2 separate regions of the Homo sapiens genome follow, and region 2 is linked to region 1. A link is an interaction called in ENCODE POLR2A ChIA-PET data of the cell type or tissue named here. Cell type or tissue: Panc1. All regions are shown on one strand. Each heading gives the region's core, and the rest is flanking DNA. Links, peaks and the distances in the headings are about the cores only.

The links. Peaks named below come from ENCODE experiments on the same cell type or tissue, not always from the same donor. Only the 100,000 strongest peaks of a DNase experiment are listed, where the experiment ranks them.
Region 2: POLR2A ChIA-PET joins it to region 1 with 11 read pairs; 2 of 35 experiments call an interaction of 5 or more read pairs at or near these places.

What each region holds. Positions count from the first base shown.
Region 1 is chr1:64,489,922-64,505,604 of GRCh38, forward strand. The region is part of intron 1 of CACHD1 (cache domain containing 1); the gene reads left to right. Among named protein-coding and RNA genes, the nearest start is that of CACHD1, 28 kb to the left of the region's middle. RefSeq lists enhancers at 3,977-4,622, 14,839-15,338. In Panc1, for the core only: CTCF peaks have their summits at 10,196 (motif pointing right) and 10,397; no DNase peak of the experiment used is centred there; H3K27ac peaks cover 1,036 bases.
Region 2 is chr1:64,627,394-64,643,076 of GRCh38, forward strand. It overlaps CACHD1 (cache domain containing 1), which reads left to right. Exons shown (of 27, transcript NM_020925.4): 5 at 1,962-2,088; 6 at 5,206-5,350; 7 at 6,651-6,867; 8 at 14,427-14,576. Among named protein-coding and RNA genes, the nearest start is that of MIR4794, 55 kb to the left of the region's middle. In Panc1, for the core only: no CTCF peak of the experiment used is centred there; no DNase peak of the experiment used is centred there.

The DNA of each region.
Region 1 (15,683 bases), core at 5,040-13,039:
CTGCATACCATGCTAAGCACAAGTTAAGTACTGGCTATTATTACCTAACTTATACATACCCCAGTGGACCAAGCTGGATGACAGAATGTCCATTCCTAATTGCCTTAGCCAAAGGGAGTTGTACAAAGTTACCTAATTCCCTTGGCCAGAGGTACAAATAGCTCCATCTCAGCCCCTGCCCACTTTCAATGTCGCCCCTGTCCACCGATCAGGAATAACTATTTGGGGATATTTTTGTCTGTCACTAAGCATTTTCAGCAAAAAGGAAGATATTTTTCAAATTCCCAAAGGGCAGAAGCAGCCCTCTCTCTGGTACTGCAGGTCTGACTGGGCATGGTTTCCTCTTGAAATGTCTCCTTGTGATGTTATAACTTAAAAGATGGAGGGCTGTTTGATCCAAGCCTAGGATTTGTTGGCTACAGGGTTTTCGTTAATAGAAAACATTCATGCACCTCTAGGGGGGAGAAATTAAAGCACATACTTCTTCCTGTTTGACCTTCGAACCCTTGCCATTTACATCAAACACTCACTGGGAGAGAAAGCTAATTTAATAAACTGTGATAGCTTCTTCTCTAACAAGCCTCACTTTAAACTTGGCATTTTCTCCTCAAGCTGATGAGTTTCTGTCTTCTCAGAAGATGTGTGTACCCTTCAGACATCTGAGGGGAGAGAATGTACTTTGTGGGTGGTGCAATGCCTTGCTAATGTCATGTTCTCCCTTCAGTGAGTTTCAAAAATAGCTTGCCTTTTAAGAACAATTACAAAGGAGTCGTGCAAAGGCAGAGTGACTTGGCTTCAGCAAGCCTCAATTTCTTGATCTGTAAAATAGGGATTTTACCCTACCTCAAAGGTTGTAGTGAAGACCAAAAGCAAGAATTTATATAAAAGTACTTTGTATCATGCTTTTTCAGTTATAACCTTTTATTCTCAGGGAAGTCAGCAAATGCTGGTGGGAACATAGATGCAGAGCAACATTTTCTCTCTCCAAACATGGACTGAAAACTCTTGCCCTTTAATTTTCAGAAAACCCCCCATCCTGTGGGGTTCTCATGTAAAAATTAAAAGATAAAAATCTAGAAAAATCTTTGCTTAAATAATTTTGAAAAAGTAAATAAATAATTGAACCTGTCTAAAATCGAGAGACCAGTATGATATGACTAATATTAATAATGTCTAGAATTTGTTACCCTGCTTAAATTTGGTCAGGGGTTGCTCTCAAATGGTCCAAACTATAAACATGCAGTCCATGAATGCCAGGGTCCCTGTATATAGTAACTAACCCAAAGCACTGGGAAAAGCAGTACCTTTCTTCAAGGACTGCTTCCTCTCTCTCTCTCTCTTTTTTTTTTTTTAAAGAAATGATCTCCCTCTGTTTTACTCTGTTTTCACACTGCTATAAATAATTATCTGAGACTGGATAATTTATAAAGAAAACAAGTTTAATTGACTCACAGTTCTGCATGGCTGGGGAGGCCTCAGGAAACTTACAATCATGGTGGAAGGCAAAGGGGAAGCAAGGCATGCCTTATACATGGTGGCAGGAGAGAGAAAGAAGAGCAAGGGGGGAAGTGCCACACTTTTATACCATCAGATCTCATGAGAACTCAAGAACTCACTATCACAAGAAAAGCAGGGGGGAAATCCACCCCCATGATTCAGTCACCTCCCTCCAGGACCCTCCCCTGACACATGAGAATTACAATTTGATGTGAGACTTGGGTGGGGACACAGACTCAAACCATATCACCCTCTGTTGCCCAGCTTGGCTCACTGCAGCCTTGACCTCTCATGCATAAGTGATCCTCCTGCCTCAGCCTCCTGAGTAGCTGGGACTACAGGCATGCACCACCATGTCCAGCTAATTAAAAATTTTGTTTTTTGTAGAGCCAGGGTCTTACTGTCTTGCCCAGGCTAGTCTCAGACTCCTGGACTCAAGCAGTCCTCCTACCTCAGCCTCCCAAAGTACTGGGATTACAAGTGTGAGCCACTGCACCCAGCGGTTTTTTTTGTTTGTTTGTTTTTTGTTTTTTTTTTATTAATAAAAATTAACAGTGAGACACTAGCTTTGCTGTGTTGAAATCATATACTGTACTTGATTTCCTGAAAGTACCTTTCACTAGTTTTTTTTCTTGACAAAAGATGGTTTGAAACTGGAACTTCCCTCAGTATTTCTGTTTGAATTTTAAAAGATGGAAGCTTTTTTTAAAAAAAGAAATTTGGAATAAAAGGTGAAGAAAAAAATTGTTTTCATCTAGGTAGCATTATTCATTTGGGAAAAAGAAGACAGTTGAAGAAATTATTCTATACCTGCAGTTTAAACAACTTATATTTTGGAAATGTTTTATCCTTAGCAAAAGGCTAGTGGAATTCTTTGTTGCTTGAAGAATAACGGCACTTGTATAACTTGAGAAAAATACGGGGAAGGATGGCCTTTATTCTGATAGCATGGAGTTGGGTCCCCCTATTGTTTTCTTAAAACAAGCCGTTGACCAGCAGCTCTGGCCTCCATGTCCCCTTTGGCCTTTGTCTGTGGGTACATTAATGCCATTGGACAAGACCAAATGGCTCCTGGCTTCAGATCTCTCTAGGCCAATCTCACAGGATGAGTTTTTCTGCTCATCACATTCCTTCTTGGAGATATACTCCTCCCCGTTCTGATACTTCATCATATGCCACACGGAAACAATAAGCTCCAGGTGCCCAGCAGCGCTGTGCGGTTACTCCGCTGATCGTTAGAGTTAACGTCAGTGTAAAAGACAGCACCGCCACTGGGACTGCCTGGGCTTCCTGTCCAGTTATTTTTGTCTTCTGGCACAAAGGTGATTATCAGGTTCATTTTTTCTTAGCCTAGTTTAATACTGGTGATTCATGGAGGACATGTTGATGTGAAAAGAACAGGAAATTTATCCTTGAAAATTCAGCTCTGACATAGCCTTCTCTAGAAAGATGCCTGTTTTCTTACACCTAAGCTTGGGTTGCCCTTGTGAGATACTTAGCAGTAGAGACTACATCTGCTTTCCCTGAATCCCTACCTTCAATAGTGCCCAGGCCAAAACTAGGCCCTCAGTAAGTGCTGAAGGAATGAATGAATGAATTTGGAAGGAAAGACTTGGGGCTCCACTTAATCTCTCTGGACTTTGTAACACGGGAGTTGTTAATATCTGTGTCACAGAGCTGTTGTCACATCAAACGAAATGTCTCTAAAATCCGTTTGTGAACTGGGAAATCATTTGCATATCTTATAAATGTTTGGAAATGCTTTTTGAGTGAAAGATTTTTTATTTTATCTTATGTATAGCTAGGTAAATAAAAGGACATTCCACTTATTACTATGGGTAAACTTGCTTTTTGTGTAACTTTAATTCTTCTCCAGGAGGAGGTGATCATGAAGAAATAATGAGGTGAAAAGCTGAATCCTTCATGAAGCCAGTGTGATGACCCATGAGGGGCTTAATAAATATATAGTCGAGCACTTCACTTACCTATTTTGAGAAAATGCATCACACATTTTATTGGAAAATTACTTGTTACATTTTGTGCTTCCTATTTCTAAAGATTTGGGAGACTGTGGAAAGTGCATATTACCACATAGGGAACTATTATGCCTCTCTTCTTACAACTTAGAGGAAGGAATATTTTTGCAAGAGTTATGGCCCATAGCTGGACAATATAACAATGCAAGTGGAGGAAAGGAATTGTGCAGATACCAAACGGCTCAACCCAGGGGTTGTGGCAGCCTCATTGGACAGTTTTGTCTATACCTTCTTTTCCCCAGGGAATTACCAAGAAGAGTGGAGGCCCCCTGCCACTAATTTTAAATCCTCCCTCCTCCCTGCCACACACACCTTTTCTCCTCCCTGCAGTGGATTTACACACATTTTGTGGGGCTGATTTAGCGAGCTCGTGGTTCTCATAATCTCCTTATAGAAGTGTATGCACATTAAGGGGACCTATTTAATAGACACGGCTGCCTCTGTGAAAGAATGCTTTGTGGAAGGGAGCCTTTGTGTATTTCTCCATCTCAGCAGTTCCTGGGGCGCTTCCCAAGTCTCTCTGTCACCGAATGGCAGAGCTGGGAAGGACCTGCTCCAGAATAATGGGAGGGAGCGGTGGGACAAGGGAGGGAGGAGGCGGCCAGCGTTGGAATGTGGAGACCAGGGTATTGGCACTTCAGAGCTGAGCATCTTAACATTTTCTCTTCTTACCCCCAGCTGGGGACTTTGCATTTGCAATGAGGGCCCCACTTCTCTGAGCCCTAGTGAAAGTGGATCACTTTAAGCCCACAACAATGGTGGCTTCTTATCCTCTTAGTTAATGCTTTAGATAACTTTTCTTTTAGACCAGGTAGGGGCTTGTAAAGTGGGACTGTGGCTCTGGCCTTGCCTGGTAAGACACATGAAATTTTCTCATCTTTTCTAACTATCTTCCCTCCCCTGTTTTCTCTTAATTTGAAAGAAATCTCTGCATTGGTAAATGTGGACAAATCAAGCTGTGTTAGTGACATATCTCCAGCAGTTGTCACGGACGAGATTTATTTATATAGGATAGCAATTCTCGAGCTCCCCAACAACATCCCAAAGCTTTGGGATGGTTCTAACGACAAAGAATTTACATTTCTCTTTCTTTAGTCTGATTTGGAAGCTCCAATCTAGAATTTAACCATGTAGTAGCTGCTTTTATTTGCTACCTGTTACCTACCAGTGAAACCACAAGGCTAGTGGAATTCTTTATTGCTTAAATTGACAGGATATGGTTGCTTAAATTGCTAGGAAAGGGGGGAAAATCTCCTAAGAACCACGTTTTATTGGTAAGTAGAACTTAAAATAGTGCTCACTTTTTTTAGTGTTTTTTATGTGCCAGGCATTATGCTAAGGGTTAGAGTTCTATTTCTAATGCAGATAGCTACTAGTTTCAGAAAGAGAAATGACTTATCTAAGATGTGAAAGCCACGAAGTGGTAGATGTGGGGTTGAAACCCATGTCAGCTTCTGCTTGAGCACTTAGGATTATTACATTAATTGATTCAGCATTTAGTGAGCCCCATAATATTTGCTGTTGGCATAAATCTTGTTTCTTTGTGTAGTGGTCTCTTTGTGTGGGGGGCTCTGGAGAATATGGGCATGGGTTATGAGAGGAACTGGTATTAGTTACAGTTCGGTCAACAGGAAATACTTTACAGATCCAGTGGTTGAAAACACATTTGTTTAGATCATTCCTCTGTTCCAAGTAAGCATGTATTGGAAACCAACCTCCCCTCCCCTGCTTAGGGAGAATGGAATGTATGAATATATATAGAATTAATTTGAAAACTGGAAATGAATGAAAATGCAAAGTATTATTGTCATCATTATTAGAGGAAGAAAAAGAGAAAAGGAAAGAAAACCTGAGGATAGAATGCTAAATTCCAGCCTTAGGTAAGTTTATTACAGTATACAGTGTCTATGCTATATTCTGGAATTCTTTTCTCATGTATTAGGAAAAGCTCTCCTATATAATCTTAATTTATTTCTTTTTGACCTTCTCTGTTGAAATAAATGGCTACCATCTCTTCTTATGTACTTGAAAAACTAAGTTCTCCCTTATCTTCCAAGTGTGAATGACCACACAAAAGGGTATGTCCCCAATGTACTTGGTCTGTCTGCCTGGATTGAAGTTGGCAGATAAACTTTGCCCTCAGTTCTTGATAGGGAGAGAGATGAAATGATAGATAAACATGGGCAGAAAGAGAGCAATACAGTGCTTTTTATTTGACTCCAAGCTAAGAGAATTACTTTTTTTTTTTTTGACCCTTTTTGAACCTGAGTTGCTGTAATGAGTTTTCAAAGAGCCCTAGCACCAAAGTCCTCAAATTTCTTCATCTAAGCCTACTTTTTTTTCTTCTTTTTCTTCAAGTTATGGCTGTGTCTCCTGCTTTTCCCATTTCTTCCCAGGCGTGTCTTTCACAAAGAAATACAACAAAAGTTGGAATATCTAATCCATTAAAAGAAAAAAGAACATGTATGGACTTTTCTCCTTTGTTGGCTGGGACCTTGGTAGCTATATTTTCGTTTTATTATAATATATTTGATTAGCTTTGAATGTGCTGCCAAAGGCAAGAGGGCACTTAATACCTTTGCATTTTATAATGATTTGTTTGCCAACCTGGCCCATGTCCCAGACAATGCATCCTAGAACATGAGTGGTAGTGAAAGTGACTTGATGTATGTTTAGTGCTTATTTGAACTACATTCAGGCCTATCCTTTGAAATTTGTGGTGTATTTCACTTCTGGTAGTAGGCTCAAGGTTCTATAAAGGATGTCAAATTGTGCAAAATTGCCCCACCTCAGTCTTACTGAAAATATTTTGATTGCTTTTTAGCTTATTATTAGTAGTAGTAATAGTTGTAGTATTTAAGTTCAGCCAACCTAGAATATTTAAGAGGAGATGTGCTGGAGTGTCAAGAAAAATCTAGTCATCTTTGAGGTAGGAAAAATTATTCTACATCTGGCCATATATATGATGAAGGCTTGAGCTAATAACTTAGCTTCTCTGTGCTAGTTTCCTCCTATAATCTAGTAAACAACCTTCCCAGTCTAATTTTCTAGGATTATTTGCTGACTCAAATTTTTCCAGTCTTGTAGCCAATGGCATCCCACTTGAGGTTCTTATCCTACTTGAAACTTATAGCTTACAAACTTCACAGCCTTTGGGTGAAACTAGAGTGTGTTCTACCTAACATGAAACTTAATAGTGGAGACGGTGCACTGGGAATTGAGAATAAGAATCTGTTAGAGAGGTGAAGTGAGTCAAAGTCTCTTCCAGCTGAGCCAACCTCGGAAAGCTTTATTTATGGGTCAATTTATGGGTCAATGAAGTCACATGACATGGACTGCCTTCCTACAGGACACTCGTGCATGGAAGCCCAATTTCCTCAAAACCTAGATTTTCCTTAGAAGTTGTCTCAAAAAAAAAAAAAAAAGAAAGAAAAAGAAAAAAGAAAGCTTTGCCTAAGTGGTTTCCTGTCCTTAAGGTTTCCATGGAGAGAACATTTTCAAGATTAAAGGAGTCTAGCTGTCATTTTTAACCCGAGGGGTCTTCAGATTTATGTTTCAAAGCAGGGTGGGAATTTGGTCCTTAAAAAAAAAAAATCATGTTTACTTTTTCTTCAAAAAAATGCCGAGGAATTAGCCCATTGGCTACTGATTATTAGCTTTGCAGTAAAAAAAGAGTGAGAAAGAGACATAGTCTGTAATTTTATAGTGCCTCCAACACTAAAATGAAGGCAGAGCTTTTTTCTTTCTGCCAAGGATGCTACAGGGCTTTGATTTGCAGTGGTCATCCTTTGATTATCCAGTCACTCGGCTAACATTTTTTCAGTCCCTACTCTGTGCTTCCATCGTGCCTTGGGAGGCTTTAGGGTAGATAAAGAAAAGGACACAGGCCTTGCATCTGCTTATTGTGCTTGTGGGCTGGGGGAAATAAAGACAGTCCTTCCTAGTTTTGAAATTTCACTTTCAATTAATTATAGCCAGCAATGGTTGGCAAGGAAAGTAGGGAAAGATGGAAGAGCCCCTTAACCAGAAAGAATTAGGAGATTTCAAGGCCTGTTGAAATTAATGTGATGGTTATGAGAACTGCAGCTATTTGGAGTCATATAGTTCAGGAAAAAAAATACCCCAGAGAGAGCCAGGAATCAGCAGGCATTAAACCCTGGCTTGTTCTCCTGGTAAATGAGTCAGCCTCTGGCGGGAATATAATCAAAATAACAACAGGACACATCAGCATATCAAAAAGGGGCAGAGGGAGTTTATCAGGGGCCAAGAGTGAGCACAGACTAGATCCCAAGCCCTTTGACAGGCATTTGGGCATTCCTCCTTTCTCCAGAAAACCTTTCCAGAGTCTTCCAACAGTGGGGCAATATACCCTTAAACAAAACTGTGGCACGCTGGGTGTGGTGGCTCATGCCTGTAATCCCAGCACTTTGGGAGGCCAAGGTGGGCAGAACACCTGAGGTCAGGAGTTCAAGACCAGCCTGGCCAACATGGTGAAACCCTGTCTCTACTGAAAATACCAAAAATTAGCTGGGCGTGGTGGTGCGTGCCTGTAATCCCAGCTACTCAGGAGGTTGAGTCAGGAGAATTGCTTGAACCCAGGAGGCGGAGGTTGCAGTGAGCTGAGATCGTGCCACTGTACTCCAGTCTGGGTGACAGAGCAAGACTCTGTTCCTAAAACAAAACAAAAGAGTGTGGCATATCCTCATGGAGCTAACAGACAATTAAACAAGAGGTTCACCAAAGCTCGGAGAGAGCTACCAGAGAGAAGGCATAGGGGACTCACAACAGCATATAGATGCTAACTCATGCAACTTGTAAAATCACTCATGTACAGTACCAAATACAGTGCGTGCTCCAGCATATTAGAACTACTTATTCTCTTTATTTTTTCACTATTCGAAACTGAAATACTGTGTTTTCTAAAACATTTAGTTTAAAACTGTATTTGATTATATTCCTTGTATCATCATATTTCTGAGATTTTTAAAGTTTACTGCATCTTTACTTTTGTGCAGGGAGGCGCCTTCCTTATAGAAGGAATCTGAAGCTCAGCGCAATGTGGCTTCTTGCCCATGTTTGCTGAAATAACTCGTGATGGGGCCTAGATGAAAAGCTCAGTTTCATGACTTTTGATCCAGTGGCACTTCTACCACACTACAGCATCTCTCAGTATTTGAAATGTGAAAAAAGATTGAGTCTCAAGCCCCAGCTTCTTGGTTTTCAAGTCTTGCATGCAGAGTCTTAATTTCAAATACTTCTTGATATTCTGATCTCTTGTCTCTCTATCAGGACTGACATCTACAACTCAGTTGTCTACTCTGTCTCCTATTCTTGAGTAAGGTGTTGACTACCTTGCTGGGCTGACTTGGTGGTTTCCCCTGGGAAAATGACCAGAAAGAAAGTGCAATAATCGTGTGCTTAAAGTACATTGGTCATTTCTCTCTTTGCAACTTGCAGAATGGAGAACCATCTAAAACAGTATTAATTATTTCAGCCTTGCTGTAGCCAGTCTTCCTAGATTTATTAAATAGAACTGATTTCCCAGTTAGTTTGGGGTAGTATACATTCTTGAAGTAGTGCTGACCAGCTGCGAACTGGACAGCATTCTGATACAGCGGCTCCAGCATCTCGTATCAGCAATCTCCAGGTGTCTTGATGTTTCTTGAAGTCATGACAAGCCTCTGGACACGGTGTTTTACCAGCAGCATTTTGTACAACTGTTGGTTGTTTTTCCCAGACTGGATGATGTTTATCATGTTAGAGGACTTGACCAGCCCCTTATGGGCTGATTCTTATCAGTTTTCTTCACCATTGCGTTAAAGGCACCTAAGCCTCCATAAAATTGGATTCTAGCAACTGGAACAATACGCTTCCTTAGTTCACTGCATTCATGTTCAAAACTGTTTGCCAGTACACAAAATCAGTGACTGAAACTCAATGGCAGAAGACAGGCCAGAAAGGAGTCTGCCACACACTTTGCAAAACATGCAACCCTAGGGAGCTCAGTAGAACTTTTGCCTGAGAAGTTAAGAGTATGATTGTATTAGGAGATGGTGAAACTCAGAGCTTCTTATTCTGGGCTCCGCAGAATTCAAGGAGTCCGTGAACTTGATGAGGAAAAAAATTACAACACAAACCTCTAACTAAAATCTATCATTTCTTTCCATTACATTGCAGACAACAGAGCCTAACAGTATTAGCAGCCCATGGAGAACTTTATCACAGAAACAAATATTTCATATATAATTGTAGATTTCTACAGATAACTTGAAATGGCATAATCTTCAGTACTTTGAAATTACAGTAGTTGTTAGACCCATCATTAGAGATGTTGTTGATTAATAATAAAGAAGCACATATTACTATGTTACAGCTTTAAAAAATTATAGTGGGTGTTCTTTACAATCTTGTGTGTTTTATGCATTTAAACATATGATTCTGGGAGATTCTCATACTTCACTGCCCTGTCCCTGAGCTGTGTAACACAGAAGAAGCTAAGAACACCTGGCTGAGGATAGGCTGTGGTAACAAATGAATCCTTATTATTTCAGTGATTCTACACATCTTTCTGGTTTAATATGTCTTCTAAGGATTGATGTGGCCTTCTTCTATCTTGAGATGTTACCATCTCAAACTGTGACGTTAAGATTTGCCTCAAGAGGGCAAGAGAGGCATGGAGAGCTCACCCTCATTCATGTAGGCTTTGGCTGGGTAATGACACAGGTTACTTCTGATCAGCCCATTGGCCATGACTGGTCACATGACTCCACCTACCTGCAAGGGAGCTGGAGTCTATGGGAGAGCACTTGAGAATTCCAGTAGGCAGCATACACATACCTGTTTCACAATGGTATGTTTTTCATTTGCCAGTAGTGTTTGGCCTTGTGTCTTCAACATATGTGCCTGTTGGGAATGAAGTTTTTGGTGTTGCAAAAAAAGAATGCCTTTTTATAATCTTCGAAGAACTTTCCCATTTCTCACATGCCTAATAAATATCTATGTTCTAAATAGTATCCTTGATTGGGCATGCAAACAAAACAAATGAAACCCAGAATAGAACTTTCATAAAATCCAGTATTTAAGTTCATACACAAATTATAAGAATTAACCTACTGCGGCCGGGCTCAGTGGCTCATGTTTGTAATCCCAGCACTTGAAGAAGTCGAGGCGGGAGGATCCCTTAAAGCCAAGAGTTTGAGACCAGTTTGAGCAACACAGCAAGACCCAGACCAGCTTGGGCAACGTAGCAAGACCTTGTCTCTTAAAAAAAAAAAAAAAAAAGAGAGAGAGAGAGAGAGAGAGAGAGAGAGAGTCCGGACGCGGTGGCTCATGCCTGTAATCCCAGCACTTTGAGAGGCCAAAGCGGGTGGATCACCTGAGCTCAGGAGTTCGAGACCTGCTTGGCCAACATGGTGAAACCCCGTCTCTACTAAAAATACAAAAAATTAGCTGGGCGTGGTGGCAAGTGCCTATAATCCCAGGTACTTGGGAGGCTGAGGCAGGAGAATTGCTTGAATCCATGAGGCAGAGGTCGCAGTGAGCCAGGATTGCACCATTGCACTCCAGCTGGGTGACAGAGTGAGATTCTGTCTCAAAAAAAAAAAAAAGGAGAGACAGAGAGAAAATTAACCTATTTTAACCTATTGCTATGCAGATAGTAACAGTTTATTATAATTATTATATAATTAAGCTACTTCTTGCAAATGTGAAGATTCTCTATTCCCTCCTCCTGCATTTTAATACAGAAGAAATTAAGAGGAAAGTGCAATGAACTTACTACCATTATATTTTCTAGGAAATAAGTGAAAAGAAAAATAGTTATAGCCAGAATAATAAAGTGGTTTTGATACACTGACTATTTCTTGCCTCTCTTGGAGTTCACAACCTCTCCCTCTACCAGCTCTATCTTTATTTTATGTATCATTTCTCTCGGGATAAAACCAACTTCACTCATCATGACCAGAGGCCTTCCAGTCAGATTGGCAGCTGTATTCTTGGATTTATTTTAGTCTAGGTTCCCCTCTTTGAACTGATTTATGCCTTTTTGTGTTGATGCCTTCAGCAGTTAATTTCATAGTTTAACTACTTTTTCTATAAGAAAATACTATCTGAACAGTTTCTAGAAATTACATCTTCTTCTGGCAAAAACTGCTTCTGGTGAAATTACTTCTACTTCTGGTGTTTTTGTGCACAAAAATACCCAACCATAGTAAGTGTAATACAAACACCTTGAAATACTACCTATCAGTACCTTTCTCTCTGCAAGGTGTAGAAGGATGGCTATTCCACTTTCTTCCAAGGCTGATGAAAAAGAAATGGAAGTGACTTCCACTTGAAAATCATCAGCTCCATCTCACTTTGAATAAAACACAGTTGATCTTTTAGGGGCTTACGTGTAGATTTGAGCCTGGCCTAGATGCCTCTTTGCTGGCACCTATTAAATAAACAGAGTAATTAAATGATAGGTAAAAGGTCTAGAACTCAGGTGTCATTACTGAAAAGTGTTCTCTTTTTCCCCTTCACTTTCTTCTCCATAGAAATTCCCCAACAGCAAGTTGGATATGATAGAAGACTTAGCTTTACTTTACATAATATTTAAGGTTAATTGTTTTTGGATGTTTTCCCAGTTGTTGTTGTTTTTAAAGGCTAAGGAAAAGAAGCAACAGAGATTTTTCCTTGTTTTGAATAGAGAAGACATATAACAACTTAAACAGGACAGAAAACATTGCAAGTAGATGCCTTTCCCACAATGGAGCTGTGAACTTATCCTGTAATGTACACTTCATAGCTGTCTTATTTGAGCAAATCCTCCTGAGCCCTAAAATTGATTTGTTGTATTGCTTCCACATTTTTTGCCAACAGTTATTTAGACAGAGCTGAACATATTAAACACTGGTTGAGTTCCCCATTGTCCTGTCTGGCACTCTGTTTCCATCCATAATGTACACTGGTGTACATTAGATCACTGAGGGGCTCATTATTACTGAATTCCAGCCACGACTTCATTCCTAAAAAACACATGTGCCTGCTTGGTATTGCTTGTAAGCTTTAAGCTCTACTTTTCCCTCTCTCTGTGTGTGTATGTGTATGTGCATGCATCTATGTGTGTGTGTGTGCATGTGTGTTGTTTTCAGATAATAGGTACAGCATAAAATCTTTTTAGATTATAATTTTTGTTTCTATTGCACATTCTCTTATGGTGGGGGAATTTCAGGTTAAAAAGGAAAATACCAACTCTGTCTAATTAATGTCAAAATTTAGGTGAAGTAGGTGAGGAGAGGTTGAAAATTTGTGGTAAGTAGAAGAGTATGAATAAAGTTAACTGCAATTAAAACCACTTAACCTGTAGTTACATTTCCCAAACCCAAGTGGCAGCCTTAAAACTGACCACTGAATTATGGAAACTGAACGGAAAAAGGCTTTGTTTCATTGCATCGAAGTATTTTTCTTTTCCCATTTTGGGTGCATTGATCTCCCTGTATTCCCTGGGGTTGCTGGAAAAACTTGGTCAAAAAGGATAATTACTTTTTTTATTTAGTTGCATGCTCTTCAAAAGGCAACAGCAAGTATTCATTAATTTCCATCTGATAGAGCCGAACTTTTTTTTGTGGTTAAACAATTGAAACAGGAAATGACCCAAGATACAGTTTCCATGACACCCTGTCACTTGGATCCAGTTTTCCAGAAGATGAAAGACCAAAGCCGGCTTTTGATAGTGAGTAACTAATTGGACTGGCTGATAGTGGGAGTTTTTTAATGTGAAAAATAAAGGAGAAAAAACTGGAACAGCTGTGTTTTGGTACAGTTGTCTAATCCCCAGATAAAACACTCCAAGGACATTGAAATTGAATAATGCCTTTAGTTAAGGGGAAAAATCTAAAATCTGTCAAAGCACTGGTTTACTTTAGAGAAAATACAGAATATATTTACATGGAAAACCCAAAACAAAACAAAACAAAACTCCAAAAATTTACAGAGCCAAGATACTAAGTCATGCCTTTTAGGAATCATCTTTGTTCATACAAAGTATGATTTCATATTTTTAAGATGAATTCTTACATGTGAATAAAGAGAGTACTTGCTAGACTACTTTTTCGGTCAACATTTTCAAATGCTGTGTAGCATGGTGGGTAGACCTGAAGAGTTTTGTTAGAAGGATGAAAAAGTTTTGTTTAACTCATGTTAAACAATTTGAGGCATACAGTTAGAAGTGTTTTTACTGATGATCCCCCCCATACATACATAAATGTAGGTTCCAATTGTTTATATTTTGTAGAGCTTCTTTAGAGAATTAAATGTGAATAAGCCAGGGATTTGTTAGACTAATGGGTAAAACTTCCTGTATACTAATGGGGAGATCATTGTTTTGGGCTCTAATTCTAGGCCTTGCTAGCCATCAGCATAGTGACCTGTGACGCTGTTTCCCTTCCTTTTGTAAATGAAGAGGTTGGGGATAGTCCTTATATAATAGCTCTTGTCATTCTGCCTACTTTGGAAATGTAGGACAAGCACTGACCTCTTCTAATATAAAGGTAATCCTGGTGGACACAATGGAGATGCACATGAAAAGGTGAAAATATTTTTATTTTTTTGAGACAGGGTCTCACTCTGTCACCAAGGCTGGAGTGCAGTGGTGCAATTATGGCTCACTGTAACCCCCACCTCCTGGGCTCTAGCGATCCTCCCACCTCAGGCTCCCAAGTAGCTAGGACTACTGGCGTGTGCTACCATGCCTGGCTAATTTTTGTATTTTTTGCAGACATGGGGTTTTGCCATGTTGCCCAAGATGATCTCAAACTCCTAAGCTCAAACCATCCCACCTGCCTTGTCTTCCCAAAGTGCTGGGATTACAGGCATGAGCCACTGCACCCAGCTGCTGAAAATGTCTTAAAAGGAGAAGACACCTATTTTACTTAAATGTGACACAACATTTAATCACTGGAACTTAATGGTATGCATTAGAACTGTTTCTTGAGGAACACAGTCTCTGACTTAATGAATTTTCTAGCAAGTCTCAACCTTTCTCTTTTGGGTGTACCAGAATTCTCTCGTCAGTTTTCCATTAGTTGGATTTACCTGTTGGGTTTAATTCTTTCATTTTGTATATAGGTACCTCTGCTTGGTTTCATTTTGCTTTCCTAAGCAAGGGAGTAGAAACAGATGTTAAGACTGAAATTCTACTATATTTAGGAAGAATAAATAAATATATCTTCCACTATGGTATAATGGAAAGATATACTGACCTGGGCATACTCATGGGCAACGTACCTGTTGTAAATCCCCTCCTTTGCAAATTGTACCTACTTTGAGGTGGACTGCAAGTTCTATGAGGCCTGGGACCTCCCTGCAACCCTTTTACAAAGCCGGCAGTGTAGTGCTATCTATGCCTATCTGATTGAGACACTGATCAGATGTTTGAATGGATTGTGAAGACGGTGCGAGGATGTACACCAGGAGCACACAGTGGCTGTTCAAGAAATGGTGATAGTTTTTGTTTATATTTTCATTTCCATGAATTGATATTTTGATATTGATAACAGCAGTCTTTGAGACCAAGACTTCCAAACTTTTTTCTGGAAATAATTTTTTTCTTCCTCACCCAGAAGAACATTTATTTTCTGGATGTAGTTCAGATTTCTTCTAAACTTTATCTCACTTGGTGTGAAACTAGAGGTATAGAGGTAACTTTTTATTATACCACCACCCAATTTTAAGCTCCGGATGACCGTGCAGGAACTGCTTTTGTTTTCCCAAGGCCACCATCCCCAGTGCAGATGGAAAGGAACAAGATACAGGAGGGCAGTCAAGAGCCTCTGGGGAGCCCCTGTACTGGTACCTGCTCAGCCCCGGGAGCCACAGGCATTACTGTCAGGGTGGCTGTCTCCTTATTGCTCGTCTTGCAACTGTCACTATGCTGCGAGGTCTGGAGGGGAGGGGAGGGGAGGGGACATTCCTCCTGCTGCACCCTTGGAGGCTGCGGGCTTTCCTGGGCCTCGGAGAGCGGCTCAGCGAAGGCCCTCAGCTCAGGAGCCTGATTAGGTGCATAAAATCGCTGTAGCCAGAAGGGACCTCCCCGCCCCCGGGCCGCGCCCCGCCCCGCCCCCTCCTCTGGGGCACACCCCGCCCCGCCGCCCCTCCCCCTCCCTGGGC
Region 2 (15,683 bases), core at 3,104-11,103, 140 kb after region 1:
GAGACCCTGTCTCAAAAAAATTTTTTAAATAAAAAAATAGAATAGGAATTCAGTCCTGCTAATATAACAAACCTTCAGAACAGGACAGTCACTGTTCTGAGTGCCAAGGAGACAGAGTAGACCATCGTCTTACCTTCTTGGAGTTCATGATGCTCTAGAGGAGAAGAGGCGGGCACATGACTGTTGCACCTGAGTTCACAGGGAACCATCACCCCCACAATATCCTGCAAATCTTTGCAGCTCCCATTTCATAATGTAATTCCTGATGCTACATATGGTATAAAAACATAATACCGTAATTAGTCCACCCACTTTTATTTGAGGCCGAGGGATTTAGTGAGAAACACAGAGTCAGAAGAGCTATGTTCAAGACATGATCTTACCACCTACTAGCTGTGGATATTCATTTGTGTAGGAACTATTTACACTCACTGTGCATGCATTTTTCTAGGCTATACGGGGGACAAGGCCAACCAAGTTCTTCATTGCATGGACCTTAAAATGTAACTGGGGGTGGGGAGGGAGAAGAGAAGAATTAACTGGTATTAAACAAATGATATTTCAGATGGTGATAGATGCTATGAAGAAAATAAAATGTGTCAGTGTTATAAAGGGCCATTTAATTTCTTTGAGCTTCAGTTTCTTCAATGCAATCTGAAGATAAGAACACATATCATGTATTATTTTGTGCAACTTAAATATCCTGTGTGAAAGCTCTTTGTCTACAGTAGAGGTGAAGATCCATCATCATTGTTAGAGTCATATCTCAGCCCTTATAGTCATATAAACAGATCCTTATTTGATCACATGGGTGTTTAAAGCTTAATGTATTTTCTGGTCAAATACACCTCATGCATTCCTTCCTTTTTACCTTAGCTCGGAATCTTCCCCCCACTGAATTTCTTTTTGTTCCATTTCCATCTGTATAAGTCTGCTTGTATATCAATTATTACAATAGGGCTTGTTTTGTGCTCGTCTTTGTATATCTTGCCAAATGTAAAGCAGTGACCAGCACATAGTAAGTGTGTAATAAATAGCTGAGTCAGAATGGAGCAGAACAAAAGATCCTAAGAGCTCAGAAAAGAGGAAATTCTGATTGCGGGAGAGGGTAAGAAAGACTTCATGGAGGTCGTGGGACAGGATTGCACACAACAAGGTGGTTGGCACTTGGGCTGAGGGAATGGCAGACGCAGGTCAGTGGTAGGGATGCTGTGTAGATGAAGGGAGGCAGTATAGCATGATGTAAGGAACACAGGAGTCAGGGCAGCCAGGTTTGAATCCCAGCTTGGCCATTTACTGATGAGGTCTTTGATAAATCACTTAAGCATATTTTCTCGACTCCAAAGTAGTGATAACAATACCACCCACATCTTGGGGTTGCTTTATGGATGACATGAGATAACATAAGGAAGCCTATATTCCAGCACTGGCACAGAGGAATCATTCCATAAGTAACAGCTTTACTGAATGATTATGGCCTGTCTTTTTAAGTACCATGTATGCTGTTTCCTTCATTGCAAAGTAAAGGCAAGGTTAAGGTCACAGGTCTAGTCCCTCTGGTGATGAGGCCTATTAACATCAGCCTATTAACATCACTGTTTTCTACAGTTACAGACTGTACCCCAAGCCAACTAGTGTGTGCTAGCCCAACAGGGACCAGCTCAGTGCAGGGAGAGATTAATGCAAATGAATCATTTGTACTGGAAAAACAATCCAAGACATATAATGTCATGGTACAATATTAAGAGTAATAACTTCACTTAGCTGAAACATTGTATTTTCTGTTCTTGGGGTGTTTTTTAAGGGGCAGAAAGCAAATGTTTCATAGAAAATTTACAATCTTGTATCTAGTGGGATTTCTTCATACTAGAAGCAGTTTATGCAAAACAGATGCCTGAGGAGCAGTGCCTGCATGCACCTGTGGATTTGGTGGTTATATTTCATTTTCCTTACACCTCTAGTTCTTGCAGACAACCTGAAATCCAACCCTGGAATTAAGTGGCAATATTTCAGTTCAGAAGAAGGAATTTTCACTGTTTTCCCAGCACACAAGTTCCGGTGTAAGGGCAGCTACGAACACCGCAGTAGGTATGTTGACTTGCATGCTAAAGTTTTTAATTATTGCTTAAGAGTGATCTACATGAAATATAAAACTTCTCATTTCTACTCATGGCTATGCCTTTAAGCTGTGGATTCAGAAATTTGTACTTGTTCTGAAATGAATTCACCATTTAGTATATGTGGATGTGAAATTCCAGGCAAGGGCAAATTACAAAACCCAGAGCTTTCCTATAGCTATCTAATATGCCAAATATAAAAAGGTACTTACTCGTGAAGTCAAATTGTGTGAAGCACCTAGAGTGTTTTGAGTTTCAGAATTCTTTGTTGAAATGTAAATGATGGTACCTTATCTATAGTGCAGCCCTTGAACATAACTTTATAACATATCTCAGAGTAGTTTGTTATACTCAACTTCCCTTTCTATGATGACATGCTTGGCCATACTGCATGAAATTTACATGCAGATTTTAACTATTAGAAGTTTTGAGGTGAGCAGAAAGCATTGGATTAAAAATTACTAACATCCTGCTTTTCTCTCACAGACATGACTTGAGATTCTACCATGTAGCCAGAAGGGCAATAATGGTGAGATACTTTGTATGACAAGACTCATTAATTATAGAACCCCCCCGAAGCAAATATACTTTCCTATTTAATCCTGACAGTTTCCTGTTTGCAGTGTTAGATGTTTGATGCCAAAACATCTGGAGCTCTAGTGCAGGGCACCCACTTTTCACACCATTTTCTGGAGTCTACACAATTACTTTAGCTTCCCTTCATCTTCACTTTAAATTTTATCTAGAATTTTTCCCCAAGGAAAATACTTCATCTGTGCTTTTCCTAAGATTTTTTTTTTTTTTTTCCTGAGATGGAGTTTTGCTCTTGTTGCCCAGGCTGGAGTGCAATGGCACGATCTCAGCTCTGCAAACTCTGCCTCCCGGGTTCAAGCGATTCTCCTGCCTCAGCCTGCCGAGTACCTGGGATTACAGGCACCCACCACCATGCCTGGCTAATTTTTGTATTTTTAGTAGAGACGAAGTTTTGCCATGTTGGCCAGGCTAGTCTCGAACTCCTGACCTCAGGCCTCCCAAAGTGCTGGGATTACAGGCATGAGCCACCGTGCCCAGTCGTCCTAAGATATTTTTATTGTGTGTGTGGTTTCTTCCTTTCCCTCCCCACACATTCTGGTGAAGACTTGGGTGTCTTGGAGACTGGACCAGAAGCCATGATCATGGCTTCTCACGAGAACAAAGGCCACCATGAACCATCTAATTCTCATTTGCTTCTAAGAAGAGATGGGCTAGATGGCATGCTGATTTTAACGAAGCACCTGTGAAGAAAAGTTTAAAAAGGAAAGTGAAACCTTGTCAAAATCAGCATTCACCTACACAAGGCAATTCGGAAAGTTTTCATGTATCTCCACCCTAAATCTGCACTAATTAGCCCTTGAACCTCTTTTCCCTTGGCTAAATGATCCACATTTCTCTCTGATAGACTGCGATTCACATTTCTTGTCCTAACTGCTTTCCTATGATGCCTTTCCAAGTTCTCTACATTCTTTGGAAGTATGGAATGGATTTCAGGACATAGCAACACAAGAAAGGAAGTGGTAGATACCAGTCATTCTATGAGGACTGCCCCCCAGTTTGTACATTTAACATCACTATTTATATATCCCACTAAAGCAGCGTTTAACAACTTAATGTGACAATGCCAACACATATCCCAAGTTTCATTTATGTGAATTGAATTTTAACAAAGGAAGTGTGTCATTTTAAAGAAAATCCACCCATCTAGCTTGGAGAATCTAAAAAGTTAAATATTTGACCTACTTGTCAGTGTTGAGATGATCAAATTTTCCTTCTTTTCTGTACTCTGTTTCATTTCTGTAGCCACCTCTCCTGGATTCTTTTTATTGCATTTCCCTAGTGGCTCAATGGTATCGACTCATGAAAATATAGTGGTACTTTAGTAATTACTGCAGGACTTTGGGCTTGAGAACAACTAGTGTAAATTTGGCCAGATTTTGAGTTTTTTTGGTACTTTGCCTGCGTTTCTTAATTTGTGCCCAGGCTTTTGTGATTCAGCTGGCATCTAACATTTCACAGGAAAATCTAGTGTTTTAAGGATGTCAGTAAAGGAGAGAATTCTCTTGAGGCTGATTTGCTTTCTTAAACTCCTTCTAATTTGTTCCAGCTTTAAAACTGTGAATAGAGACCTCATTAAACCTCTTCTCACAAACCTTCCTGCACTGCACATTAGCAAAAGGCTGCTTTGATGGGAGGCATTTCTCCTTTGTGGCTGCCCCCAACCCCCTTTTTTTCAATGTTGGCAAACAAAAACCTGGCAAGAAGAGTGGCTATCACAGACTTGGACAAATTTTGATGGCACAGTTTTAAATGCTCAGATAAGGGGCCTTTTGGTGGCTGACCTATGTGAATTGTTTCAGTCCAGAAAGGAAAGGGGCCTCTTAGCAGGAGCCTTTGTATGAGAAGAGAGAAACCAAACCTGCCATTCAAAGCTGCTCAGCATGCTCACGGGTTATAGGCTGCCTCACTTCTAACCAAGCCCCACTCTGCAAGTCTGCAGAGGAGAATCCAACCCTGGTGATGGGACCTTTTTCTCCTTGGCTGGTCTCTCAGCCCAAGGGACCACTACATCCACATCCTTTAGCAAAACAGGTACACTGGGCAATACCAAGCAGAGGTTGTGCATATTTTATATGAGGATTTTAACTACTAGAAGTTTTAAGCTGTGCAGAAAGCATTGGGTTAAAGAACACTAACATCCTGCTTTTTTCTGAAAAAAAAAAAAAAAAAAAAAAGAGAGAAAAGCAGGATGTTAGTGATGCTGAAAAAGCCAACCTCTGAAAGGGTTTGCTCCTGAAAAACTTCTCTTGTCTGCTTTGATCTTTAAAGGCATAAATTACCCATCCCTGTTCTACAGACACACCTTGTTGTCTTAAGTATTATTTTCAATGCACCAATATGGTTTCTCCTTCCATGTGGATTTCTCCATCCTTGTGCCATCCCTGGGAGAACACAGAGACCAACATGCCCATGCACTGTAGTGTTCACAGCTGTGTTAAGTTGAGGCCCTTTACCTAAACCAAGACTGACCCCAGAGAGCTTCTTCTCCCTCCAGACCCATCTACGTCTCTACAGTCCGGCCGCAGTCAAAGCACATAGTAGTGATTCTGGACCACGGGGCTTCAGTCACAGACACTCAGCTTCAGATTGCCAAGGACGCTGCTCAGGTCATCCTCAGCGCCATCGATGAACATGACAAGGTGACCATGACCCTTGTGACCCCTATGGCATCAGGTTCTCCTTGAATGCCTTTTTTAAAGTACTTTATTGTTTTGTGATATACAGATCCTCCTTGACTTACAATGGGGTTACATCCTGATAAATCCATCATAAGTTGAAAATGCATTTAATACACCTGAGCTACATCACAGCTTGGGCTAGCCTACCTTAAACAGTCGGAACACCTAGGTTAGCCCTCAGTTATGGAAAATCATCTAACACAAAGCCTATTTTATAACATAATAAAGTGTTGGCTATCTCGTAGAATTTATTGAATACAGTACACTGCAGAATACTATATCAGCGGTTCTCCTTTATGATTGCATGGCTGACTGGGAGCTGCGGCTCGCTGCCATTGTCCAGCACCATGAGAAAGTATCAGGAGCCTGGGAAAAGATCCAAAATTGAAAGTACAGCTTCACTGCCTGCCTATCGCTTTCTCACCATCATAAAGTCAAACCATTGTATGTCAGGGACCATCTGTATATTTTTTTAAATCCATCTTTAAAAGGACTTTGGGAAAAGAAAAGACTTTGGGAAAAGAGTATTATTCTAATATTTGAGGAAGCAGCCACAAATCCAAAAATCCCTTTCGTAACTACCACCAAGCTTAGTCTTATACTTCTTTATGGCTCATGGTAAGGTTTCTAATTAGCCATGACTTTCACACTGGAGGTTACGCTGAGGAGGAGAGGGGTGGGAGATTTGGATGCTGATGGATGGCTGAACTTTATTGCAAGATTGTTGGGAAGTCAGGAAGAAGGGAAAGCCGCTAGTGGCTGACTAATCTCTGGGACACCTCAGAGAGAGGTGTGGGTACAGCTAATGATAATCTATTGCCTGTGGACATTTTCTGCTTCATCATTTTGACTTTGCCAACTCCAGAGGTTTTGCTCACTAACCTAGTGGCTTAAAACACACACACCTCACTCTCTTACCCTCACCCCTCACCTCCAGGTTGAAAAACAGGATAGTTCATTCTTGCTATGACTTTTCTCTGCATAAAATAGTTTGTGTGTGTGTTTAATGTTATGTATGAACATAATACTACCACTTCATGTTGGAACAAAAACCAAACTCTAGGGGTTTCCCCACTTTACCAATCCTTATGGATCCTTTTCAAATTTGATAGATGGATGGCTCCAGGGATTTATTTTGAAACTCTCAGAATCTGTTCTGTAGGCCTTCTTACTCCTTGGCCTCTTCTGTTACATAAATAAATAAATCTTTAGACGGTAGGATAACAAGTTTGGTGGTTTTTTTTTTTTTTCTTTCCTGCAGATTTCTGTGTTAACTGTGGCAGATACCGTCCGGACTTGCTCACTAGACCAGTGCTATAAGACCTTCTTGTCTCCAGCCACCAGTGAGACAAAAAGGAAAATGTCCACCTTTGTTAGCAGCGTGAAGTCTTCAGACAGTCCTACCCAGCACGCAGTGGGATTCCAAAAGGCATTTCAGCTGATTCGAAGTACAAACAATAACACAAAGTTCCAAGCAAGTGAGTGCGTTCTCTCAGAGGACTTAGAGGCATAGTAGATAAAGATGGCAATAGGAATATATTGTAAATTGATCACACAATGATGTTTAGAGAGATTTTATTTATTTATTTATGTATGTATTTATTTATTTATTTATTTACCTTGAGACAGAGTCTTGCTCTGTCCAAGCTGGAATGCAGTGGTGTGATCATGGCTCACTCCAGCCTTGACTTCCTGGGCTCCAGCAATCTTTCTACTTCAGCCTCCCAAGTAGTTGGGACCACAGGCTTATGCCACCACGCCCAGCTAATTTTTATATTTTTGGTAAAGAAAGGGTTTCACTGGCTGAGACCTGTCTGATCTCAAACTCTTGAACTCAAGCAATCCACCTGCCTTTGCCTCCCGAAGTACTGGAATTACAAGCATGAGTCACCGCGACCAGCGTAGAGGGATTAAAAAAAAATTGATTGGGGGCGAGGTGCGGTGGCTCACGCCTATAATCCCAGCACTTTGGGAGGTCAAGGCAGGCGGATCACAAGGTCGGGAGTTCGAGACCAGCCTGGCCAATATGGTGAAACCCCATCTCTACTAAAAATACAAAAAAAATTAGGCAGGCATGGTGGTGGTTGCCTGTAGTCCCAGCTCCTCGGGAGGCTGAGGCAGGAGAATCACTTGAACCCAGGAGGCAGAGGTTGCAGTAAGCCAAGATCATGCCACTGCACTCCAGCCTGGGTGACAGAGCAAGACTCTGTCTCAAAAAAAAAAAAAAAAAAAAAAGATTTGGGATAAAATTGTCATATGTTGTCTTCGTCATCATCTAATTATAGAGTGTTAACTGCGTTTTTCTCATCTTTTCCAATCAAAGATGGTCAGTCTGTACAATTTCTTGACTCTTAGAGCCTCCCCTTCCTGCCCCTTTATTTAGATCATGTCTGCACTTATGTCCCAAGGGAATCTCCACATCCTTTCTAATGCTGATTGTCAGCTTTGCTTCCTCTTTGACTTGGAGTGGAAGTCTGCTTGTGCACATGTGGACGTGAAGTGGGCAGCAGGAATTCTTGCCTTGATCCTTCCTTCTTCTAACCAGCTGTCATTTAGATGAGCATGGCCCTTCAGATGTACAAAGGCACTCTAATTTAATTTTTTTTTTTTTTTTTTTTGGAGACAGAGTCTCACTTTGTCACCCAGCCTGGAGTGTGATCGCGCAATCCCGGCTCACTGCAACCTCCACCTCCCGGGTTCAAGCGATTCTCCTGCCTCAGCCTCCTGAGTAGCTGGGATTACAGGCATGTGCCACCATGCCTGGCTAATTTTTGTATTTTAAGTAGAGATGGGGTTTCACCATGTTGGTCAGGCTGATCTTGAACTCCTGACCTTGTAATCCCCCACCTCGGCCTCCCAAAGTGCTGGAATTAGAGGTGTGAGCCACCACGCCTGGCCTCTAATTTAATTTTTATGTATTAAAGAAAATCTGGAATTAGGATGCATCCTAAAGTAAGGGAAAAGATATTTGAAATGGGGCTCATGCTTTGAAACTACTTGAAGGAATCTATTTCATTTTCCCTTTTATTTTCAAAAATCTGTTTATAGGCTGGGCGCGGTGGCTCATGCCTGTAATCCCAGCCCTTTGGGAGGCTGAGGTGGGTGGATCACAAGGTCATGAGATCAAGACCAGCCTGACCAACATGGTGAAACCTCATCTCCACTAAAAATACAAAAATATAGCTGGACATGGTGGCACACGCCTGTAATCCCAGCTACTCAGGAGGCTGAGGCAGGAGAATTGCTTGAACCCGGGAAGTGGAGGTTGCAGTGAGCCAAGATTGCGCCACTGTACTCCAGCCTGGTGACGGAGCGAGACTCAGTCTCAAAAAAAAAAAAAAATCTGTTTATAGTTTTTTTCTTTGTTTGAAAATATTAATGTATCCTATTGAGATAAATTTAAAGAATACATTTCCAAGCCCTTCATTGTGTCTGTGTTTAAACTAAGCACTGATTAATGCAAAGCATAGTGCCTCGCACATAATGGATCCTCAAAAGAAGGAAGCTACTGTAATTATAACTAATGATGGTACATGGTGTGTTAGTTTTATGTCTCAGCATAACAAATTACCACAAACTTAGCAGTTTAGCACAATATACATTTGTTATCTCACAGTTTTTGTGGGTCAGGAGTCCAAGTACAGCTTAGCTGAGTCCTCTGTTTAGGGTCTCACAGGCTACTGTCAGAGTGTCAGTGGGACTACCGTTCATTCAGAGTCCTAAGGTTCATGCTAAGGTTTGTTCATGCTAAGGTTCATTCATGCTAAGGTTCAACAAACATGAGCTCACACGTTTGTTGGCAGAGTTCATTTCCTTGCAACTGTAAAACTCATTTCATTTACTTCTTCAAGGCCAATAGAAGAGCATCTCTTCAAATCCCTGGCTTCAGAGAAGGTTTGGGCCCTCTTTTAACAAGCTCATCTGATTAGATCAGCCCCACTTTCCCTTTTGATTTATTTAATCAGATTACTCTCGCTTGTGATTAACTCAATGTAAGTTTATCAGGGACCTCGGCAAACATCCATCCATCTTTGCAAGCACCATCACAGGAGTAATGGCTCATTACTTGCCATATTCTTCTTCTTAGAAGCAAGTTACAGGTTATGTCCCGTATACAGGACATCCTGTATATTCAGCAGTATACAGGATGTTGCTCATTTAGATCATCTTAGAATTTGGCCTACCAGCTTTGGCAAGCATCAGCTATCCACAAGCCAATATTATGGGGTGGCTGAGCGTAAAGTTGCCCTTGGTTCAGTAAGGTCAGTTAACAAGGCTGAATTCAAGTACTCAAGGCAGATTGGCCTGTTTGTCAATGCCACCCACCTGTCAGCATTCCTCACTAGAAGTGTTCTTTCTACCAAATTCTTCTGTCATCAGACCATCTTTAAAGTCTAGTTTTGATTATTATACTTTTCAAATAATGGAGAGAAATGTTAGACTAGCAGTTGCAAACTCAGATGTCCACAGTGGCCAGGCAGCGCATTTGAGTCAAGTGAGCTGGGGGAAGGTAATGAGGATGAGTTGGAGAACATGGTCACATGGACACATGCACCATCCAGAGGGTAGCTGCTCCTCTGTTCAGTCCATTGAGCAGGAATGTCTGCCCAGTGCTGCCAGATCTTCTGTTTCAAGAGATGCCAGAAATCTGGATTTTCATGTGAAATCCCTTGATTTTCAAATGTTGACATTTGTTCCAGCTTTAAAACTGTGAATAGAGACCTCATTAAATCTCTTCTCACAGACATTCCTGCACTGCACATGAGCAGGAGGCTGGTTTGATGAGAGGCATTTCTCCTCTGGATTTTTCTGTGTTGTTTTTCTTAATGTTGGCAAACAAAAACATGGCAAGAAGATTGACCATTAAAGACTTGGACAAATTTTGAAGGCACAGTTTTCTAAATACTCAGAGGAGCCCTTTTTAGCCCAAGTAAGATGTTTCTAAGGCTTAGCTCACTGGCCTCTAGTTTATAGCTTTTACTGACAGTTTAGAGAAAAAATAACCTAGATTAGTTTGTATAAAGAAAAGACTTCAGGAATGAGCGTTGTCCAGTTTATTAAGGAGCAGTCCCAGGGTACTCTCAGGCAATATTGCCCAGGAGTTATGCAGGTTATAGATTTCAACTAGTGTTCTACTCTGAAATTTTTCTAACCTTGTGGATTTGTCTATATTGTTTTATTTTCTCCAGACCTGGATTCCTCACCTGTAAATGGAGGGGTGATAATATCCAGGATTCCATCATAAATATCCAATGCATATTTCCTGTGATTATTATGATATTCAGTTTCCTATAAGACTTCTAGCTCCAGCTAAACTAGATCAGATGCCCTAGATGTCCTAAGTTGACCTCAGGCCCAAAGATGGCCAAGGCCTAGGCAACAGTGTAGCAAGGGGTCTGTATACACTTCCTAGAAGTTTATTCTAGTGTAAACTCTATACATCACTATTTCTCTTCACTCTACAGACAATTATTTAATGTCTACTGTATATCTGGTGCTGTTTTAGGTGCCACATGTGAGGTTATTCAAATAATAAGACCTACTCTTGACGATTGTTGTAAGGGTTAGTCTGTACATGAAAGTAAAGTGTATGCCCACATTGGTAGCCATATAAAAATAAGCTACATGTCATAAATCATTGTTGGTTGACACTAATTTGCCTTATATCAACCAGAAGGTCTAAAACTTTTGTCCAATTCTGACCCTTTTTTCAGTCTTATGGTAGATCTTTAACTGACAGCATTAACATCCTGGAGTTGTTTCTTCTGAATTTGTTTTGGAGCTGATTAGTTGAGGATCATAATGAACCTCAATTAAAGATGGTTAAGAGTGGAGATCTAATGGTATGGGCAAAGCCTAAATATGAGTCGCTCTTCCCCTTTTGATGTTGACCCCAAGACATGCCTGGTGGCTTATAGAGAGACTCAGCAAATGGAGAGCTATTACATTTTCTTCCAGTTACATGCTGCATCTCTGCTCTACCCCAAGTCCCTGTAATTGCTTGCCCCTAAAATTGCTCTAAGTGGGTGACTAAAAAGGGAATATCCCAATGCATTAAAAAAACAAATCAAACCAAATTTGACAGATCTGATAAGAATGGAAAAATAACTCAATTTTTCTTGAGGATAAGGTGGGAATGGAGTCAGGGGTTGGACAGAGCCAGCGAGGATTCTTACAGAGTGTATGTCTTATTGTTGGAATGGAAAGAAAATGTGCTTGGCTACCAAAGCAGCTCAAGGGCTGCTAGCTTTCTGGCCTTCCAGACATGGACCTTTGCCCTAGAAACAGCTCTAAATGACAGTGTATTTTATGCAGAATCATAAGGCTAAGTGAGACAACTTAGAGACTAGGGTTCTCTTTTAGGTCACCCTAGATGTGTCCAGGAATTTATCACACATATACTTTTGCCATGAGGAGATGGTTTGTGTCATACCATAGATCCTCCTCATGCTGTATCTATGTATATATGTTCCCTCCAACTAGGGACTCAAGCAATTTTTGTTTTTGTATTTTTCAGTCTGAAGTTTAAATGAACTGTTTAGGGTCCTTATAAAATAATTTACTGAACTGTATATACAACTGAAAAAATATTGACATCTGGTTTGTTGACATCTAATTTAAGACAAGAATATTCCTAAAGTGTGGATTTTCTTTTTGCATCAGCATTCACTTCCTAATCTCTGATAACTAAATAGTGAAATTTAAATGTGCAGTTAATGTTCACTAGAGAATGTTCAGGTATCAAAATTGGTATTAAGTATTAGGAGTAAATAAGAGGAATTTTGAATGCATTTATTTCTTAGAGTCAAATTTTGTTAAACTCAGTTCAGTTATCTATGACATTCATATATTATAAGTTAACTGTTAAATTCTGCCTAATAAAGAATACTTAAATCTAAAATGGAAATGTATAATTTGAAGGAAATTCAAGTTTTGTGTCTTCACCATTAGGATAATTTTTTAAAGGGTAGCTATATTCATTAACTATTGCTGTGTAACAAATTATTCCAACACTCTGTGGCTTAATACATCTTTATTGTCTCATAGTTTCTGTACTTCAGGAATCTGGACACAGCATAGCTGGGTGCCTCTGGCCCAACGAGTTTCTTGAGACGGCAGTCAGCCTATTGCCCAGAGCTGCTGTCTTCTCAAAGTTCTACTGGGGAAATAGCTGCTTCCAAGCTCACTCACACTTTTGCTGGCAGGATCTTCAGTTCCAGGGGCCTCTGTTCCTTGCCTCTCCATAGGACTGCTTACAGCCTGCCAGCTGGCTTTCTTCAGAGTGAGAAAGCCCCCCTTGCAGAAGCCACAGTCTTTTTGTAACCTAGTCTTTGTCTTGATGTCCCATCACCTCTGCCGCATTCTAGTCATTATAAGTGACTCACTAAATCCAGCCACACTCAAGGGAGGCAGCTACCCCAGGAGGTGAATGAATGTCAAGACATGGAATCACTAAGGGACCAAGTTTGAGGTTGCCTGCCGCAGTCACTTTAGAGCAACCTCAACTAAAACACAATAACAGAAACCTGAAGAAGTAAGTGTATAACATATTATATAAATATTTCTCAGTAAAAAGATAAATATGTAGGATGTCCTAAAAATTTTTATTGAGGCCAGGCGTGGTGGCTCACGCCTGTAATCCCAGCATTTTGGGAGGCCAAGGCGGGCAGATCATTTGAGGTCAGGAGTTCAAGACCAGCCTGGCCAACATGGTGAAACCCCATCTCTACTAAAAATACAAAAAATTAGCCAGGCATAATGGCACGTGCCTGTAGTCCCACTACAGTAATCTGAGGCATGAGAATCGCTTGAACCCTGGAGGAGGAGATTGCAGTAAGCTGAGATCATACTACTGCACTCCAGCCTGGGTAACAGAGCAAGACTCAGTCTTAAAATATATATATATACAGACACACACACACACACACACACACACACACACACACACACTCTCAACATTATATATATATATATATATATATATGTTAAATCAAAGAATTACAGATTAGGAAGAAGATGTAAAAGTCCAGCTCTCTGACTTCCCTCTTTTTATTGTGGTCATTTAGCCTCTGCTTATTTATCTCTAATTGTAGGAAATTAATCACCTTTGTTTTTTTTTAGTCAACCCACTTGACAGAAGTTCTACGGGACCAAAATTAACTCTCAGTTATTCTACCTCGCAGCCCTATTTGGAAAATAATTTCACTTCTAACTCAGGGGTGCTCCTTCAATCCAATGGCATGGTTTTTGTTTTCATTTTGTGTGTGTGTTGTAGTTTCTTTTTTTTCTCTTTTACCTTCTTTTTTTATCACCTTTTTGCTGATAGTCTTTACGTAAAATAACCAATTATTCTTCACAGCAACACTACTAAGTCAGTCCTGTCATTACTCCCATTTTATAGACAAAGAAAATTAGTTGTAGAGAGGTTGAGAAATTTGCCTCAATTACCCAGACACAGCTTGTAAGTAGCAGAGCTGGGCTTTGAACACAGTTACCTGGCTTCTAAGTCCATGTTTCACTGCTCTACTGATGAGATTTTTAAATGAAAATTACCTAAAGATATTTAGTCTAGGAGCAAATAACATTATGTGCCTGAAGAGCCCGAAAGAGTCATCATTTTAAAGCCTGGTCCTCAAGAAACGAGCATTCATGGTGATGTTCCTGCATCACAGAGGAAAGGATAAGTCGCGTTCTGCATCATCTGTTTCAGAAGGCAGGAGAGATTTCCATTTGGATTGGCTTAAATTACTATAACCATTGGTGCCTAAAGGAAATCGCCTCCTTTCATCTGATAAATATATTAGGAACATCTCCTTACCTGATGCTGCATAAATGTGGCCTCATTGTCCAGAAAGGGTGGAATGGAAGAAAGGCAGAAGCAGGGGGATGAAAGCCACAGCATCAAACAGGAGGGACTAGGAACCGTGGGCTAGGCAAGTCCTCGAGGTGGGGAAGTCCAAGGACATGAACAGGAAACTGAACTGCTGCCTTTAGCTGGAATCCAAAGAGAGCATTCAATTGATGTGTTTTTGTTTAGATACAGACATGGTCATCATTTACCTGTCAGCTGGCATTACATCAAAGGACTCTTCGGAAGAAGATAAAAAAGCGACTCTCCAAGTCATCAATGAAGAAAATAGCTTTCTAAACAACTCTGTAATGATTCTCACCTATGCCCTCATGAACGGTAGGTAGAGTTTCAAGATATTCCTTTCAGATCAAAGATCCCTCTAAGTGTATGCTGCTTTAAAAAGAAGAAAAAGAATCATAACAGTGTGCTTGGATGAAGGCTACGGGAAAAGGCAACCAGGCGGCTCTTTCTCTACCTGATGTTGGTATTTAGGGTGTGTAAGGAGGTTCCTTTCTCTTCATCTGTCTCTCCAGTGAACTGCTTGTTTCTAAACCTCTTCTCCACTTACGTGGTCTTGCAGAGGATTTTATACAGCGTCCCCCTGCCCCACCTTTTTTTTCAGTTCTCCTTCATATTCTAGGATTATCTAAGGTTTTAGCTTATCTCATTGGTTTAAGCTGCAGGAAGCCAAAGCACTGACCTAGATTCTTCTGCACAACCCAATCTGTGAATATCACATTTTCCTGCAGAATCACCACCTGAAGCCTCTTCTGCCACTTTCTCCACCTCAGCTTCCTTAGCTGTAAAATGGAGATAAGCATTATCTACCTTGCAGTGTTGTTGTGAGGATTAGCCTTAATGTACAGTAAACAACTTATTAAAATGGATTGTGCTGCTGTCGAATGACAGAATGTAAAAGGGTTTAGTAAATTGGTAAATTCAAGCTACTACTACATTTTTTCCCTTCTGCTATTCAACCTGTCCGCTAGTCTGAGTGCAGCACAGTTTTCTAGCTGTATTGTATCTCTCCGCCTGTTAATACATTGCTTTTCTCCCATGACATCTTTAGGCCCATTGCCCTCAGTATTCAAAGTGGCCATCTTCTCTTGTGTTTAAGAGGCCGTGTCTTGGCTGGACACGGTGATTCACGCCTGTAATCCCAACACTTTGTGAGGTCTCGGTGGGCTGATCACGAGGTCAAGAGATCAAGACCTGGCCAACAATGTGAAACCTCGTCTCTACTAAAAATACAAAAATTAGCTGGGCGTGGTGGTGTGCGCCTGTAGTCCCAGCTACTCGGGAGGTTGAGGCAGGAGAATCGCTTGAACCCAGGAGGCAGAGGTTGCAGTGAGCTGAGATTGCAGCACTGCACCCCAGCCTGGTGACAGAGCAAGACTCTGTCTAAAAAAAAAAAAAAAAAAAAAAAAAAAAAAAAAAAGCCAT